2 separate regions of the Homo sapiens genome follow, and region 1 is linked to region 2. The links are chromatin contacts, found by Hi-C in ENCODE. All regions are on one chromosome and are shown on one strand. Each heading gives the region's core, a stretch centred on a gene start or an enhancer-like site at or near the end of the contact. The rest is flanking DNA. Distances are from core to core; before and after follow the strand shown.

Evidence for each region. A loop is a pair of places that touch in the nucleus more often than their neighbours do. Pooled maps may share reads with other maps.
Region 1: a map of ascending aorta shows a loop between it and region 2 (7-fold over the local background). The contact joins the promoter of LINC01972 here to the promoter of ACAP2 in region 2. A Hi-C loop is called at or near these places in 4 of 168 maps with a recorded cell type or tissue (CD4-positive, alpha-beta memory T cell, CD8-positive, alpha-beta T cell, ascending aorta and 1 more), 3 of 37 single-sample maps with no recorded cell type and 17 of 50 pooled maps.

Annotation. Positions count from the first base shown.
Region 1 is chr3:194,763,121-194,769,969 of GRCh38, forward strand. LINC01972 (long intergenic non-protein coding RNA 1972) reads right to left here and starts at 5,589. Exons shown (of 3, transcript NR_146990.1): 1 at 5,516-5,589; 2 at 5,295-5,397; 3 at 2,118-2,490. The region is part of intron 3 of LINC01968 (long intergenic non-protein coding RNA 1968); the gene reads left to right. The region is part of intron 2 of LOC105374292 (a long non-coding RNA gene); the gene reads left to right. RefSeq lists enhancers at 6,080-6,374, 6,490-6,589 and a silencer at 6,220-6,319.
Region 2 is chr3:195,439,332-195,446,217 of GRCh38, forward strand. It overlaps ACAP2 (ArfGAP with coiled-coil, ankyrin repeat and PH domains 2), which reads right to left and starts at 3,689. Exons shown (of 23, transcript NM_012287.6): 1 at 3,464-3,689. The coding sequence starts at 3,516. RefSeq lists enhancers at 2,604-2,693, 3,233-3,732 and silencers at 3,144-3,193, 3,214-3,433, 3,554-4,053.

The DNA.
Region 1 (6,849 bases), core at 4,339-6,838, 670 kb before region 2:
CTTCTGTCTGTGCCCCCTATTTCTTACCCTTAAAGTGGGGTTGAACACAGCACCTACCTGATAGCATTCTTGTGGCAAATCAATGAATTTGAATGCATATGAAAACAGGACCGGCCAGGTGCAGTGGCTCACGCCTGTAATCCCAGCACTTTGGGAGGCCAAGGCGGGTGGATCACCTGAGGTCAGGAGTTCGAGACCAGCCGGGCCAACATAGTGAACCCTTGTCTCTACTAAAAATACAAAAATTAGCCTGGAGTGGTGGTGTGCACCTGTAATCCCAGCTACTCGGGAGGCTGAGGCACGAACATCACTTGAACCTGGGAGGTGGAGGTTGCGGGGAGCCGAGATCGAGCCACTGCACTGCAGCTAGGGTGACAAAGCGAGACTCCATCTCAAAAAAAAAAAAAAAAGAAGGAAGCCAGACCACACACCATCAGCGTCTTCACAGGCCCCTTGGGATATCATTCATGATAAATATTTTATTTATTTATTTATTTGAGATGGCATCTCACTCTGCCGCCCAGGCTGGAGTGCAGTGGTGCGATCTCGGCTCACTGCAACCTCTGCTTCCTGGGTTCATGTGATTCTGCTGCCTCAGTCTCCCAAGTAGCTGGGATTACAGGTAGGTGCCACCACACCCGGTGAATTTTTTTTGTATTTTTTAGTAGAGATGGGGTTAGGCAGGCTAGTCTAGAACTCTTGACCTCAGGTGATCTGACTGCTTCAGCCTCCCAAAGTGCTGGGATTACAGGCGTGACCCACCAAGCCCGGCCAGGAAGGACCTGTTTCTAAGACCCACTTTAGAGGAGGGGAGACTCCTCTGGGCTGTGGGGGTAGGAGTTGGACCATAAGCCAGGGCATCTTGGCTTCTCAGGAAAGAACATGGGAGAGAGTTAATGTGTTGCCCATGCAGTCTTCCTTGACCCTCTGATTTTTCATCTTTTCCTGAAAGGCGTGGATTTATTTTATTTTATTTTATTTATTTTATTTTATTATTTTATTTTTTGAGACAGAGTCTCGCCCTGTTGCCCAGGCTGGAGTGCAATGGTGCCATCTTGGCTCACTGCAATCTCCACCTCCTGGGTTCAGGCGATTCTCCTGCCTCAGCCTTCTGAGTAGCTGGGATTACAGGTGTGTGCCACCACGCCTGGCTAATTTTTGTATTTTTAGTAGAGTCGGGGTTTCACCATGTTGGCTAGGCTGGTCTCGAACTCCTGACCTCTAGTGAGCCACCAGCCTCGGCCTCCCAAAGTGCTGGGATTACAGGCATGAGCCACCATGCCCAGCCCTGGATTTATATTTTTGACATATGTAGTGAGTTGCTTGAATGAATTATGCTTCGCTTGAGTCTTAATCATGTAGTAAAATTGACTTCCTCTTTGAGGTGATGTCAAAGAGTGTAGGATGAAGACGGGGAGCGTTCCAGTGCTACTCTGTTTGGGAAGGAGAGGAAGAAATGCTATTTTCAAAACTAGAAAGTCTTCTAAGTTGGCATGATCTAAGTGTATGTTCTCATCTTCTCCGTGCCTCTAGGCTTAGAAGCAAACCAAAATAAAGATGTTATCGCCAGTTCTTTGTTGCCCTTTCAAAAATATCACTGGCTGGGTTTGGGATGATATCATGAAGCCTCTTAGATCTTAATTTTGTTTTCTTTTTGCTTAGTTTTTTTTTCATTAAAAAGATGATTAAGGAAACATCCTCTATATGATAGGTCTATATAAGATTCCCTTTCAGTAAGGCTTTTGTACCAATTTAAAACATTTAGTAGAAGCCAATAGCAGTGGATGTATGGGGCTGAAATTGATCTAATGCTGTGCTATTTAATTTGATTATAGGTTAGATCTCATTACTGAAGGTTCAGCTTTGGCCTAGATTTCTTAGAACAGAAAAGATTTTGGACTCCAGACACTGGCCCACTCATATGAAGCAGTGTGCAATTCCGTGTTATTAAAGTGCAGGACCGCAAGAACACGGAGGCGTTTGTTATTTCAAATCCATTTAGGAATAAGGCGAGGGAAAAGGAAGGAAAGAGGAACGGAGGAAAGAAGAAAGGAGGAAAAGTTGGAAGAAAGGAAGGAAGGAGAGATTCTAGTGAATTTCTGTAGAATTTTTTTTTTCTTTTAAATTTTATTTTTATTTTTTTTGGAGACGGAGTCTCGCTCTGTATCCCAGGCTGGAGTGCAGTGGCGCGATCTTGGCTCATTGCAAGCTCGATCTCGGCTCGTTGCAAGCTCCGCCTCCCGGGTTCCCTCCCGGGTTCACGCCATTCTCCTGCCTCAGCCTCCCGAGTAGCTGGGACTACAGGCGCCCAGTAGAGATGGGGTTTCACCGTGTTGGCCAGGATGGTCTTGATCTCCTGACCTTGTGATCCACCCACCTCAGCCTCCCCAAGTGCTGGGATTACAGGCGTGAGCCACCGCGCCCGGCCAGAATTTATTTCTAAGGGCTTAACATACTGAACACTTTCTAGTATTCTCTGAAGGGAAGATTCTGGAAAATAAAATTAAGAAATGCTTCACTGAAACAAAGCCTCTTCAGGAATTCATCATGAATTTTCCTACCATCAATTTCCCCTTCTTTCTCTTGAGACAGTCTGTCACCTCATTGGCCCACACTTTGGTCCTGCAAATCCTGCTCCAAGGTCTCAAAGAAAAGTTTCAATTGAGCGATTGGCTCTCAGAGTTCTTACACTACACGCTTAGGTTTCTTTATTTTTTTTTTTAAATTGATGCATAATATATCACATATACACCATGGAATACTACTCAGTCATAAAAACAATGAAATAACATCTTTTGCAGCAACTGGGATGGACCTGGAGGTCACTATCCTAAGTGAAGTAACTCAGGAATGGAAAACCAAATAGCATGTGTTCTCACTTATAAGTGAGAGCTAAGCTAAGCTATGGGTACACACAGACACACAGAGTGGTATAATGAATTTTGGAGACTCAGATGCAGGGAGGGAGGGAGGTGAGGGATAAAAAACTACATATTGGGGCCAGGCGCAGTGGCTCAAGCCTGTAATCCCAGCATTTTGGGAGGCTGAGGTGGTTGGATCACCTGAGGTCAGGAGTTCGAGACCAGCCTGGCCAACATAGTGAAATCCCATCTCTACTAAAAATACAAAAAATTAGTTGGGCATGGTGGCAGGCGCCTGTAATCCCAGCTACTCAGGAGGCTGAGGCAGGAGAATCGCTTGAACCTGGAAGGTGGAGGTTGCAGTGAGCCGAGATTGTGCCATTGCACTCCAGCTTGGGCAACAAGAGCGAAACTCCATCTCAAACAAACAAACAAACAAAACAACAACAACAACAAAGACAAACCACAAAACAAAACAAAAAAACCCTACATATTGGGTACAGTGTACACTACTCAGGTGATGGGTGCACTAAAATCTCAGCCTTCACCATTATACAATTCATCCATGGAACCAAAAACCACTTGTACCCCTAAAGCTATTGAAATAAAAAAAATAAAATTGATGCATAATAGGTATACATATTTTTGGGATACCTTTGATAATTTGGTATGTTGACATAGTGTGTAAACATCAAATCCGGGTGATTCAGATATCCACCACCTTAAATATTTGCCTTTTCTTTATGCTATAATCATTCAAATTATTCCTATCTAACTGTTTTGGAATGTACAATAGATTATTGTAAACTATAGTCATCCTGCTGATCTATCCAACACTAGGTCTTATTTCTTCGATCTAATTGTATATTTGACCGGTTAATCAACCTCTCTCCGTCCTCTCAGGGCTTTCTTTAAACATAGATCAAAGAAAAAAAATTTGAATTGGGGGCTAACCCCTCTGTTTTTCTACGAAACCAGAAACCTTACGCTGTCTTCACACTTTCGCAACTTCCTTTTATTGGCATAATTTGAGCAAGTGTGTGTGTGAATGTGACTCTTGCCAGTTAGTTTTGCACCACTGGAGAGATGTGAAAGTATTTGCTCTTGCTGAGATGCAACGAGGGGTCGGGTCAGTGCTAACTTGACTACTCATTTCTATTTGACCTTGCAGAGAAGGTTCTTTCAAGAGCACTTAAAAACAATAGCCTTGCTGGGACAAAGTGAAAAACACTGTGAGAGCCTAGAATGTGTACACTGGAGAAAGACACAACAGGACACGAGAGCTGTCCCAGATATCCGAAGGGGGCTACCTGGGGAAGGAAGCAGATTCATTCTGTGCAGCCCAAAGAGGTGGAACTGGGCTGGGAGGGAGGATGTGGGTCTAAGCAAAGTGCCCCACGGACGCCGCTGTCTAAGAGCAGTGCTGTTAGCTCCCCATGGGTGGGGTTGTTGCAGCCGAGGCTGGGGGGCTAGTTGGCAGCCATGCTGCAGGAGGGGACACCAGCCTTGGGGGAGAGCCGTCTGTTAGCTCCTCACTTCTCGGGTCTTGCCCAACCCTGCCTTCATAAACACTAGAAGAATCCTCCTTGTGAGTGGGATGATATGCCCAGGAATGTTGTGGTAGGGCTAGGAGAGGACAGGGAGAGTCAGCTGCCTTGCCAAGAGCCCAGGACGGGAGGTCCTGGGCCAGGTGGATAGCACCTCCCTCAGCCTCAGAACTCAGAGGCTGGCTCAGAGCCAACACCATTCTGCCCAGTTGTCAATGAAGACTTTCACTCTTAAGAGGGTGAAGGGCAAAACCTAAAGGATTTTTCCAACAGTTGTACTCTGATTGCGGAAACCAAAGGAAAGAGTCATGGGTTCTGACGAAAGGTTAGAAAAGCTTTTGGGAGGAGAAGGCATTGAACCTTGATGAGTGGGAAGTTTAACTTCTGGGAAAGTTAAACTGAAATTCATCTGAGCCGCATTATGCTCTTGGCTGTCCTTCCTTTTACCCTATTCAAACCAATGTAGTCAGCTTACCTCCCGTCTTGGGCAGGGCCTGGGGTGGGAGTAGAGCTGGGGTGAGGTGGGACCACAGTGAATCAGACCCAGCCCCTGCCCACCAGGACCTGTAGTCTGGTCACTGATAATCCAGTAGAAGGCAGTAAATTGTGAGTGCCATAGAAAAGGTACCTTGTGGGGGGCTCGCAGGACAGACCATCACACCTGGCTGGGGATCAGGAATGCTTCATGGGGCAGTTCCTCTTTGAGATGTGTGCTGAGGGATGGGCAGGGCTTTTGAGTGAAGGAAGGAGGGTAGATGTGAGTCTCTATTATAATTCTCCGGCAAAAATATTCTGGTTTCTCTCTCTTAGTGGGTAGATTGGTAGGAAGATAAGGTTGGTTTTGGTAGGCTTTTTCTCTTTCAGGTATCCGATACCCACTCCTCACCTTAAAAGATATCTGTGTCTGTTAACTGTCCTTCTTAGGTCCAGAATCAAACTCATCTGTCAATGGGCTCCATGGATAGGGACCAGCAGGGGAGTTAATGGCCCTGGAGACAGAAGGGGCAGGAGGTCAGGAGTCAGGGCTTCGGGAGCAGCCAAGGGGCATTGGGAGGAAAGAGACTGCAGAGAGACTGAAAGGTAACTCATTACGTGACAAAGACTTACTGTTATTACTGATAATTTGCAGCAGGCACTGTGTTGGGAACTGGGTATCCTAAGATGAGGATAGCAGGGCGTCTGCCCCAGGGACCCCCCGCACGGAGGTGGCTGTGTCGGCAACAGTGGTGTCACAGTAGGTAAGTGCAGCGAGCAAAACAGGCCACAGAAGTGCGCACTGGTCCACGGTGACCCCAAGGAGGACATGATCCCCCTTGTCTGGGAGGTAAGGACAGCAGGCAGCCCACCTGCAGCTGGGAGTGGTGATGGGAGAAGCTGCCGGGCTGGCTTCTTGCAGGTCGGCTCTTAGAGTTGGGCCTTTTTGGCCAATTAAATGGTCTCACCTCTCCCTTAAATTCAAGAACTTTCTCCATGAATTCTCAGTCCTGTGCTCACCCAGCCTCTGCTGCCTCTTTTGCTGTTGGGTGGCTGTGGTCGCCACAGGTTCTGCTGCATTTTAGAGACCGAGTCAGCCTTCTGGACTTCCCACCTGCTGGGTAAAACTCAAGTAACATGTGAGAGCCGCGCTCCTCAGGCCCCACCCCCTGTGGGTGATTGATTTCTAAGTAGGGGAAGCCCGCCCTCCTCAGGTCCCACCCCTTGTAGATGATTGATTTCTAAAGTAACAAGTGAGAGCCAAGCTCCTCAGGCCCCACCCCTTCTGGATGATTGATTTCTAAGCAGGGGAAGCCCGCTCTCCTCAGGCCCCACCCCTTGTAGATGATTGATTTCTAAAGTAACAAGTGAGAGTTGCGCTCCTCAGGCCCCACCCCTTGTAGATGATGGATTTCTAAGCAGGGGAAGCGCGGCCGCCCCGGGTTAGACACGCGTCTGTTTGCTTGCAGATGTGCACACACTGTCTCCGGCTTCTTCTGTGGCTTGGTAGAAGCCCCAGCTTTTTAACTTATTAAGCACAGCTCTTCCCTCTGTAGGACTGCAGGCAGGACAGTCCTCTTCCCGGGCTCACCGCAACATTCAGTAGCTGCTTTGAAGGAACAGAATAAGGTTGCCACATGCCAGTCTGTCCTCCGATCACTTCAGGGTTCCACTCACCGTGGGTTCAAGGCTTCTTTGATTCTTTGTTTCCTTTAGTTTTCATTCTCTCCTCTTCAGAACAAGAGTAGATGGTTCGGTGTATGCAAATATCACAGTTCCAGGTAACTTGAAGGAGCAGTTTGGATTTAGGTATTCATTCTTACTTTTATAGGACTGTAGATATCTCTTTATGCAAATAAGACTTACTATTGTATTATAAGAGCAATAACCATGCACTGCTTCAAATGACATCATTTACATTTTTATTTTTGCAATAAGAATATATTTAGGCAACAGAATCAATGCTG
Region 2 (6,886 bases), core at 2,439-4,938:
ACCATGCCCAACTAATTTTTTTATTTTTGTAGAGACGGTGTCTCACTTTGTTGCCCAGGCTGGTCTCAAACTCCTGGCCTCAAGCGATCCTCTTGTCTCAGCCTTCCAAACTGCTGGGATTACAGGCATGAACCACTGCACCTGGCCACAATATTTTTATACTTGAACACTGCTGACAAAAATCTTTCATAATTCAGAAAGATGTTTATTTATTCAATTTATTTATTCTACTTTTTATTTCAAATAGATATTCACTTCCTAAGTAAAACAGAATACATTTTGGGTTTTTTTGTTTTTTTTGTTTTTTTTGTTTTTGAGACAGTCTCGCTCTGTTGCCCAGGCTGGAGTACAGTGGCACAACCTCAGCTCACTACAGCCTCTGCCTCCCAGGTTCAAGCAGTTCTCATGCCTCAGTCTCCCAAGTAGCTGGGATTACAGGTGCACACTACCACACCCGGCTAATTTTTGTATTTTTAGTAGAGATGGGGTTTTACCATGTTGGCCAGGCTGGTGTCAAACTCCTGACCTTAAGTGATCCGCCGTCCTCCACCTCCCAAAGTGCTGGGATTACAGATGTGAGCCACAGTGTTCAGCCCAAGAGTATGTTTAAGTAAAAGAAAAGCAGTACTTTTACGGAGGTTTTGTAAAATTTTAAAGACCTACTACATGCAACTACATACAATTAAGGGCCCAAACAAATTCCAACTTCAACATATTTTGGCCAAAATGCAAAATTTCCACTCAAAAAAAAGTATACTTAGGCACTTTACATTCCTGTAGATTTTTAGATGAACAAGGTTTTTAGATTTTAGATGAACAAGATTTTGACCTTTAAGCTGATTTTAAACTGGTATTTAAAAAACCAAAAAGGGAACCCAAAATTATACAACGAAATGTGCCCTCCAATCCAAAACAAAAAAAAAATGTTCACTGGGATGTAAAAGTAACCATTGACTATTCAAATTACAAAAGACAATGTTGCAAATGCAACATCCTTCTCCCTATTTCAACCAGTCCCCTTGTATTCTCCTCATTGATTTAACAGGAAAATAGATGTTTAAAGCTTGAACAGTGGTGAAATTTTCATCAGCAAGATGTGCCTTTTGCATTAATTCTACAGCACCAAGACAGTTATGTGCACACACTAGACTTAAATGCCACAAGATTCATTTATGAATAAAGACACGTATTAATTTAAAGACAGCCCAATAGATCAGGACACAAGTGCAGCTGCCTTACTACCAAAAAACAAGCCCAGGCCTCACAAGCTTTTTATTTTGATACAAGTTTCACTATCACTCAACATACACAATACTCTCAAAAGTAAAGCTCTTCTTATACATACAACATGTGAATGAAGACTTCTCAAATATTCTTTTCAAATGCTATACAGATCCTCATAGTAATAGGATTATGGAAAAACTATAAAAAATTAAGAATATGAATAATGAAACTTCTATTTCTCGGCAGTCTTCCCTCTATTGCAAATCTAATTTGTCCCCAAAATGTATATAAGATGTTGAAGTTATTGAAATTTTGGCATCTCTTCCCAATTTGCAGCTAACAATAATTGGAATATGGGAAACAACTCCTGAAAACCTGTAATATTTTAATTAACATAGAATTTATGTTACAATCAAGTTTAACAAAAGTTCACTATAATATTCCCTACAACTTAATCAGTATGTTGCCCTCTTATTTTATATTCAATGATTTCTTTATTTCAAAAACAAAGACATCACATGGTTTGTGACCAACCCCAGTAGCTAGAAGTATTTCCAAATCACTTCTCTCAACTTAAAAAAAAAAAAAAATTAATGTGAAACAAAGGGAGTTCAAAGCTACATCTTCTAAGGGAAAAATGCTGTGATTATTTCACTTAAAAATAAATAGCTGAGTCATAGTAACAAAATTTCACAAAAAGCTGAACTTTCTAAGGTGCACTTTAAAAATTACTCCACTTGCCATGCTGTCCTGGAAACCAACCTGCACGCCTGTCCTAGGAAATCTATTTGTGTCTCTTGAGTCCTTCAATAATGCAGAACATAAAAGTTTCAAAAATGAATCGCAACAACAGCTATCAAAGGAAGTGGGTTTTTTTAAATAATAGCCCTAGGCTCCAATAAAATTAATACCCAAAAATCATCAAAGGGCAAACGCAAAAAGCGTTCTTAAATTTTCTCTAAGTAGCAGTTCCTTAGTTTTACAATTCTTTTCTTTTTCGCTGAAAGGAGAATAAGAAATCCAATTAACAGTGTTAAGGATGAGAACAGTTAGTTCCCAGGCAGAGGATGCAATTTACAATCCAGGCTTGGCCCAGACATTAGCGGGCACACACACGCCAGTGCTCAGAGGAAGCTTCAAGAAATGTCACTATCTAACGGAAGTGTTAAGGCCTTATATTTGTAAGGACTATGACCAGCCCTGTAAATAAATACACTGTAAAACGCAACCTAGAAAAACTCCATTGTCCAAAACAACTCAAGACTTTCCTACTATCCTCAAAACAGAAAGAACCTGTGTCCTGGACGGCCTCAGGACGACCGCCTCTCACATAGAAAGAAGGGCAACCCATGTGAATCGGAGTGCCCCCATGTCAACTCTGTGACAGATCCACTGGGAGCATCCGACTGTGATCCGGGCCCTCCTGGGCAGAGGCTGCTGGAAGAGGAACACACAGGCAATCTTCACGGCCCTCCTACTTCCGTTCTCAAAACAGAAATGCACTTTTCTGCTAGTCCTCCGCCCTCAGCCCGGTACCTCTCGACAGCTGTGCCCCCTTCAACGAGCTTAAGTGGAAAGAAAAGCAGGTAGTCACCAACTAGGGTCCACGGAATGCGGTTGATCACAGCGCTTCCCCCCGCGATTCCCGCACGCATCCACCGCGGGCGCCCTCCGGAGAGTCGCTCTGGCCGGGGGCACCGCGAAGCAGAAGTCGGCGTCCCAGTTCGCCCCCTACTCTCTCCTCCCCGGGGAAGGGGGGCAGAAAAGCGCAAAGAGGAACTAAATGAACTGCAAGAGGATGCCCTGAAAGCTCCCTCAAAGAGGGGGTGGGGAGGGGGTGGAAACCAAGAAGGGGCGGAAGGAAGGGGGAAGGAAGAGCAGCCAGAGGAGGAAGGGGGCGAGAGCGAGCGCCCGCGAAGGGGACGGGACTTCGGGAGCGCGGCTGCACCCCATTTCCCCCAGCGGGAGAGGGTGCGCCGGCCTTCGGGGCGCTCCGCCCCGGCAGAGGGCAAGGAAAGAAATGAGAGGCGACGTCCCCGTCCCCGCCACTTCGTCGCCCCTCGGGAGGGCTCGGTGGGGACTGCAGTGCCCTCGCAGGGTGGGAAACGGCGGCAACAGCCGCTCGCCCCGTCGGAAGGAGCGGACGGCGGGGCCTCCTCCGGGTGCGCGGGCCCGGCTTTCACGCCCCCAGCGCCGGGAAGGCAGCTCCGCGGTGACGCCGGGCGGCCGTGCCGGTTACCTGAAGCGGGGCGAGTCCTTCAGACACTCCTCGAAATCCACAGTCATCTTCATCCTGCCTCCGCCTCGCAGGCGGCGCTGGCAAAGCCGAGGGGGCCGCGGGAGCGGCCGCGCTGGGACGCAGACGGCTACGGCGGGCGCACGGCCGCGACTAGCGTTGCGCGGAGCTGCGAAGGGCGCCTCGCCCGCTGGTCATAGCAGCCGCGAAGACGGCGACGACTAGTCAGGCCCCAGTCCCGCCCCTCTTCCTCCCGCCCCAAGTAGAGCGCTGGCCGCAGGGAAACGGCCGGGGAGTGACAGCAGCGGCCAGCCAGCCACGAACCTGGCGGCCAAGGGGCGGGGCATCCGGCAGCACCGCCTGCGGGCGCCCGGGCAACGGGTCTGAGCGACGGCAACCCGAGCCAATGAGCAGCGCGACCGTGGGCACCTCCTTGCCACAACCGCCCCCGAGGGCCAACCGGGATGCGCGGGCGTCGCTAGGCGGGACGCACCGGTTGCTGGGAGGCCGGCAGCTGAGGTTCCTTGGGAAGGAAGTCACGTGGCTGCGGCCGCGCTTCCCTCCGAGCCCCCGCCTCTTCTCCTGCTCCCCGAGCCCCGCCCTGCTGAGCTGCCAGCCCAGAGGAGCAGTCTCCTGCAGGTCTGAGGAAGGAAATTTGCTTTTCAAAGCAGATTGGCAGAAATCTGAAGAGGTTAGAGGCAGAAATTATAAAAGGAAGAGATAGGCTAAGCCACCTATTCCTTTCAGTTTAGAGAAACTGAGGCCAGAAGAGGAGCGAGGATAACTTTAGTGATAAAATCCATCTTTCATGTATTTGTTCCATAGCTTCATAATCTGGAAATTGCTCCCATGTACATCTTCTCATATAGCCAGAGACCACTTCCTGAAGGAGCTGCCGTTTGGGTTGGACATAGAAAGATTTAGGCAGGTATGGGAGGTAGGGTGCTTCGTGTGGAGGAACTCCTCTCAAAACTGCCGAAAGCATTCCCCCTCACTGACACTTTGCTCCTGGTGGTTTTCACTGTTCTGCCATGGTGGGGTTCTGAAGACCAGGCTCATCGTACTCACCTTGCAACACCTGCCCCTCTAATCCACACTTTTTCTAGAAGCACTTTAAGATACTTATCATCTGATCCTCACGGCAGGTATTTACCATACTCCTTCATTTTAAGATGCCATTGATTGTAAAAAGTACAAAGATGTCTTATATGTAATGAGTAATTTTTAAGCCAACCTAAAAAACACGGGCGTATCTATAAAAATGAATATACAGGGTGTTCTAACAGCATAGTGGCTCTGAGTGAGAATCTGGAGGCAAACTTCCTGGATTTAGGTCCCAGCTTTCTCACTTTAAAATGAACATAACACACAGATCTGATGAAGTTGTCCGGTTAACACAGTGCCACATATCGATCATTCAGTAAATGTTGGCTATTTTAATTGTACCATTTGCCTCTTCAGTACTATAATCAAAGGGCTTAAGTCTAAGTTCTCTCACTTTCACTGTCTGAAGTTTTTGTTTGTCTCAAAAACAATCAAACAATTTCGTTCCGTTCCCCAGGCTGGTCTCAAACTCATGGCCTCAAGTGATCCTTCTGTCTCAGCCTCCCAAAATGCTGAGATTACAGGTGTGAGCCACACACCCAGCCTTCTAAAGTCTTAATATAACTTTCTGACCGTCTGGCTAAGTATAGCGTGATGACATACTGTTTTTCGTAACCCATCAAGAGATATCTTGATCTCTTTAGCATCTTTAGAAATTAACAGTATAGACAGGGCATGGTGGCTCACACCTGTAATCCCAGCACTTTGGGAGGCCGAGGTGAGCAGATTCCTTGCTCCAGGAGTTCCAGACCAGCCTGGGCAACATGGTGAAATCCTGTCTCTACAACTCTACAAAAATATACAAAAAATTAGCCAGGCACATGCCTATAGTCCCAGTTACTCATGAGGCTGAGGTGGAAGGGTCACTTAAGCCTAGGAAGTCAAGACTGCAGTGAGCCATGATTGTGCCACTGCACTCCAGCCTGGGTAGACAGAGCAAAACACTGTATCAAAAGAAAAAAAAAGGAAAAAGGAAAATTAACAGTATAATTCTGAGGCATTTCAGAGAATATAGAAGCATTATATTCATTTATTCTTTGCTTATAAACTTGATTTCTTTTTTAATTGTGTATTCCTGGAAACCACACAGCTTTTCTTGATAGCTAAAAACAGACTATTGACTGTTAAATGTTCAGGGTCCTCAAGCACATTAGTGGTCAGGCCAACCTTCCCTAACATTGTAACTTCAATGTCAAATTTACCAAGACAGTTGGCAATCTCTACTATATTTGGTTGCGTTCCTGATGTGTGACAGCTAATCTGCATATACAATAACTTATTATTTTAATACTTAATCACAGTGTAGCCTTTTAGAAGATACCTAAAGTGACACTTTGGGGTTCAAATTAATATTCAACTGCATGGCACCACAAAGGCAAATAACTAAGCTAATTACCAAGTGAACATCTTTCTGTGGATGGCTAAATTTGCATATACCCAGTTAGTGATAACACTGTCACAATTTTTCTTCCTTGCCCTGTGATAAAGCAAGCATTTGGGGGTGTCAATTCTAAGATAGGTCCTAAATAAAGAAACATTAAAGTGGGATGGGGTGGGAGCAGTGGGTCTTAGAATAAAAGAAATACAATATTATTATCCTCATCTTTTTTTTTTTTTTTGAGAAGAAGTTTTGCTCTACCACCCAGGCTGGAGTGCAGTGGCACAATCTTGGCTCACTGCAACCTCTGCCTCCCAGGTTCAAGTGATTCTCCTGTCTCAGCCTCCCGAGTAGTTGGGATTACAAGCATGCACCACCACACCTGGCTAATTTTTGTATTTTTATATAATAATGGAAACCAAGGTCCCAACATATGAAAATAAATTACCAGGTGACTCAGGCCAAACACAGGCTGCCTGATGCCAGATCCGAACTACTAACTGTCCTCCCTCCCCTTAAGAATTCTGCCTTTGCAGTTGTAACTCTGTCTGCCCGTGTAGCAATCTCCCTTTCATCTTCTCTTTAAAACACCACTCTTATGCCACCCCCTCAGGAAGCTTTCTTGGCCGAAATACAAACCTCTCTATTCAACACACAGTAAAAGTTCCTTACTAGGCCCAGTCTGCACTCTAAAAGAATATAAAGTACCAAACTTTAAATGTCTTCCAAATTTCTTCTCCCCAAACTTCTCAGTCCCTCTCTACAAACCCTCTGGAACCCTGGACACCCATAGTTCTTCATAGAAAGCTGCTGATTTCCTCTGAGAACATTGTTGACCATACATCCTCTTGAGCAGAGGTTGTTCAATCTCTCCTCCCTGGTACTCCTTGGTCAGGATACATAGTCAGCAAAAGGCTTACACTGTCTTACTTTCCTTGTTGCTG